Regions from separate parts of the Mus musculus genome. Here region 1 is linked to region 2. Evidence: chromatin loops called from intact Hi-C (ENCODE). Cell type or tissue: heart. All regions are shown on one strand.

What was found. Peaks named below come from ENCODE experiments on the same cell type or tissue, not always from the same donor. Only the 100,000 strongest peaks of a DNase experiment are listed, where the experiment ranks them.
Region 1: it touches region 2 in a loop (2.6-fold over the local background); 10 of 42 quality-filtered maps call a loop at or near these places.

Annotation. Positions count from the first base shown.
Region 1 is chr3:80,056,113-80,058,612 of GRCm38, reverse strand. No RefSeq gene overlaps it. Among named protein-coding and RNA genes, the nearest start is that of Gm36569, 170 kb to the right of the region's middle. In heart, no CTCF peak of the experiment used is centred here; no DNase peak of the experiment used is centred here; H3K27ac peaks cover 1,560 bases.
Region 2 is chr3:79,993,236-79,995,735 of GRCm38, reverse strand. No RefSeq gene overlaps it. Among named protein-coding and RNA genes, the nearest start is that of Gm36569, 110 kb to the right of the region's middle. In heart, no CTCF peak of the experiment used is centred here; a DNase peak (open chromatin) is centred at 1,415; H3K27ac peaks cover 2,419 bases.

The DNA.
Region 1 (2,500 bases), 63 kb before region 2:
GTTCCTTATATCATCCTGAGAGTGGGAAAGACAGGAAGGAAGGGAGAAAAGGAAGGAAGGAAGGAAGGAAGGAAGGAAGGAAGGAAGGAAGGAAGGAAGGAAGGAACTACTTTTTAATCTCTAAAAATTTGAAGTTAATTTTTGAGTCTAAAAAACATGCAAATATTCGTAAAGAAAAAATTGTCTGTAGTGTATAATTTCAGTGACTGTCACTACTAATAGAAATTATTTTCAAATTTATTTATTGTTTCTAAGATAAACTAATAAGAGAATTTAAACATAGATCCCCTTTCCCTTTCAAACTGTTTCTGCTCACGTAACGCTATAATCATCATAACATTGATTAGTTAGAGTGCCCATCCTTTTCATATCGTTAGAGTAAGGTGAAGAAGTTGTATAGACTTTATTTATAAAAAAAAATACCCCTTCCTTTCCTTTGCAATTTAGAAATCCTTGTAAAAATGTGTTGGCAATTTAATTAGCATTTTATCAATATTTGTACTAGGGTGTTTCAAGACCCACGAAAACATGAATTTTTATGAGTTAATGTGAAAATAAAATCTACAAAGAAACAGCGTTACCATCTTCAGTCAAATGAAGTAGAGTGCTTTTCAACGACTTCTTTCTAATCCTGACCTTGGTTGTGTGACTTTGACTTTGCTTATTGCCGACTAAGTATCTTGGCAAAGTTCATTTTCTTGGATTGTAAAAAAAAGGGAGAAACAAAGAAGTCTTATCAAACAAGTATATGACTTTGAACTTTAAAATACCTGGTCCACTGGGAAATTGAAAAATATGAGAATTTTAGAATAAAGATTTTTTTCAATGTGATTGCAAGGTCCTCATTCATTTGCATAAGGGGAAAAATATATTCTTGAGAGTCTTCTCACTGAGAACATAAATTAGAATCCATGGACATGTGCAAAATGCACAAAATCCCACTTTGTTACTCCTGTAAGACTTTTGTACTTTAACCTAAGTGCTAATGACCCCCAAATCTATTTCCCAGTCCATATCCCCAACCCCCTCCATAACCAATTAGCTAACATTTCTACCAAGGTCCAGATTCTTGGAAGGATTTAAGGTCAAAGTATTCCAAGCTGAACTCATGGCTTTCTCATCTAAACCCACTCTCCATCCTGCATGCTTCCATTTTCCTAAGATGAACAATCAAAATCGTCCTTGCAACCACAGAGCCTTGGTGTTTCTACACTTAAGTAGTTTGAACCTTTTCTCTCATTTCTGATTAAATTGCCTATAGCCACTCCATTGGCCATCTATTTCCCCCAAAATGTTGTCTATATGATGAGAAAGTTGATTGTAGTACTGGTATTTCATGCCGTTGCTTTCTAAGCACAGTGAGTGCCCATTCAACTTCAGAAGTTCAGGTATCCACATGCTATGCAAGATTGCTCTTACTTCACCCAAAGAATGACCTTGATAAATATTTGCTAAGCCAAGAAGAATCTGATCAGTGAGCATTCCTGTGGTTAGGCAGGGTGTGAAGACAAGAAGTAGGGCTGTTCTGTATCAAAGCACATAAACTAAAAAATGTATCCACAGACATTTGTCAGTTTAATATATCTCTTTGTTTTAGCGAGAGATTGGAAAGAAGGCACGGTAAGCAATGCCCCTGGCACAGACTGATGAGGCAAAACATGAATCAAATATTTTCCAGAAGCAGCGTAGAAAGAGTGGAACCCAACTGAAGATTGTACCTTACCCCAGCAGCACAGCCCAAAGACACAGATCTATGCCTTTCTTCTCACATTTTTCTTTCAAACAACATTCAGCTTTAGGAAAGAAAAATCAAAACCTAAATCCTTGAGACTTTATAAACAGTGAATAGTCCTGGGCAGGCATTTCCTCTGAAGCAGGGAAAAAAAAAAGAAAAGAAATCCAGAGGCCTTTCATCTTCTATTTGTGCTGGACAAACTGTCAGAATCCGGAAAGGGCTTTCGTTTGTTCATTCAGACCTTCATGTGCCTGAGTGCCCAGAGTGAACATTCGCACGCAGAGCTAAAATGCTCACCAGGAAAAACAAGACAAAACAAAACAAAATACCGAACAGAAAAACTGGTGTTGACACACCGAGACAGCATGAGCATGGAAGAGACCTGGCAACCAGGAGAGCTGAGACCAATCAAGAATAGTGGCGAGCAGTGTGTGTACTTATGCTTGGTAATGGAACAGTAGGAGCTGGAGCGTCCTGGATTTTCAGGGGTTTGTCTGTCTGTCTGTCTTTCTGTCTGTCTGTTTGCTTGCTTGTTTTCTGACTTGATTGATTTACATTTGTTGCCAAGCAGTCATAATGTTAGACTAAGCTTCAGTTGGAAGTCTACGAAGGACTTTCTGTTGTGTTATACATTTCAAATATTTCCTCTGCCAACTGTTTTTCCTTTTAGTTTGATCTCCTAATACTTATGTGTCTGTTTGCTCTAAGATACATCCAGAAAATTAGTGCTCAAGATGAAAATAACATAATGCTAAAGTGAATCAA
Region 2 (2,500 bases):
CTGCATCAAGCTCACAGAGCTATCCAGACATGCTGAACTGTGGCCTTAAGAACAGGCTTCTCCGACATTTGTGTTTTGCCAGGGTCAATTTCTAATCCTCATCATTTTACAATCTGTATCTCTCTGGCAGGATGACCTGTGAGCCACAGTCAATCTAGAGACAAAAGATGTTCCTTCTTTCAGGATACTATTTTCTTGTTTTACTGCCCAGACTATCCTCAGTCTACTCATCCTCTTGCTTCAGCCTTCTAATGCAAGGGTTGCAGATGTGTGCCACCACATGCAGGGGTTGCAGATGTGTGCCACCACATGCAGGGGTTGCAGATGTGTGCCACCACATACAGGGGTTGCAGATGTGTGCCACCACATCCAGCTTGAGGATTCATATTTGTCATGCATTCCTCACATTCTTCTTGCACGGGGTCTTAATTTGGTCACCATTTATGTCAGTTCTTCCTACTTTAGGCTTTGGGAAACGATTGTAGAATCTTAATATTTGAATGTCAAGATCGATATCCCTGGTCATAGGAAGGGCTCTGGAGCAATAGGGATTCCCATTCATTGCTTGGGGAAATGCAACATCCTAAATCATCTATGAAAGAGATTTGGTAGTATTGTATAAAAGAAACAGTGTCTGGCAATTATGTGTCTTGATGTTTACTCAAAGGAATTGAAATGTATGTCCAGATAAAAACCTTCCCAATAATACCTATTGGAGACTTATTCATAACTGACAAAACTTGGAGGCAACGCAGTGTCATTCCTTAAGTAAATGAATAAGCCAAGAGCAGCAGGAGGCAGCTGTCAATTCTAAAGACATTTGGGATAAAATACGTTACTATTAGTCTTTCCTACTATTTGTAACCCTCTGACAGAACTTGACTTTGCTAGATCTTAAGAGAAAAACATTTGACTGTGTGACAGAGGTGGGAATTAATATAAATAGAATGTGCACTCTAAATGCCATTTGGGTTTCATCAAGAAGTACAATTCTTGCTTCTTGTTGTTTTTTGTTTGTTTTGTTTTGTTTTGTTTGTTTTGTTTTGTTTTTGACTCAGTGTTTCATTGAGCCATATAACTTAATACTTCTAATGACGAACTGGTGGGCTAATCAAGTAAAGTCTTTATTCCTAGCTAGTAGCAGTTGAGCAGAAGGCTACGGGAAGGACATCCATTACAAAGGGGTGGGCTTGCAGCTATCTATACCTTGGTTTCAGTGATTTCAGAGCTGGACTCAGGGTTGGGTCATTTGAAAGCAACTTAAAGGGAGTGGGAAGCTGAAGCCAAACCAAAATGAGTCATGGAGCAAGTTGGAGATAATGGGGTGAATTCATTCAGTGTAAACTGTTTTGATAAGCCCTTTAGACTTGAAGGGGAGCCGGGAAAGCAAACAGCTTAAGTGAAAGGGGAGCAGACTGGAGAAGGATTATTATTTTTAGGATAAGGAATGTGAAATTGTTTTAAAAAGGAAGGGGAAGAGCCAAGAGAAGAGGGAGGTCTGCGGTGAAAGCAGCGGACATAAGTGAGAGGGAAAGTTCTCAGAACAGACAGGAAGAGGGTGGGGATCCAGAGTGCAAAGGGACGAGCTTATCTATGGGCGCATGTGAAACAGGGTGACAAGAGAGAAGAAGGGTTAAGCTCAAGCCACTGGGAGGGAGGGGATCTGAGGGAAGTCTTGCTTGCTGGTATTTTTCTCCTTTAAATTAGAGAGTTGGCCAACTCTTAAGTGTCAGAAATGTTGTTTAGGCCAGTCAAAATTCAACTAAAATGGTTGCAAATGATACAGAATGGTTGGGAAACGATGTTGATAAAGGTAAGCATGGAGAAGTAGAAGAGGCAGGATACAAAATTTGGTAAAGACCCGGTAGGATTGCACTGAACGTTCCCTACGTTGTTTTGTTTTTTTTTTTTCCTGATGAGTCTAGTGCTGAGTTCCAACTCAAAGTGCTGATGGGTAATAAACCTTCCCCCTTCATGGCCATGAGTGTAGTGATGAACTTGTTTTAAGAGGACACAAAGTGCAGCTGAGAGCATCTGGAATTGGAAATAGATCTGTTTTTTTGTGGCTACACTATTTGCAGTAGGCTCTTGAGCATGCTAAGAAAGCTATCTGAAGCTTGGGTTTGAAAATCATAAAGAGAATACAGGATTAAATGAAACGTGCAGTTCTTTTGATTATTGGAGTATTGTCTTTGTTGTTGCTGGAGTCTATAGGAAAATTCAGAGTCTACAGCAGTGGTTCTCAAACTTCCTGATGCTGTGACCTTTCAATATAGTTCCTCATGTTGTAGTGACTGACCCCCAAACCATAAAATTATTCCATTTCTCTAGAGACTACCATATCCAGGGATCCACCCCATAATCAGCTTCCAAACGCTGACACCATTGCATACACTAGCAAGATTTTGCTGAAAGGACCCTGATATAGCTGTCTCTTGTAAGACTATGCCGGGGCTTAGCAAACACAGAAGTGGATGCTCACAGTCAGCTATGGGTGGAT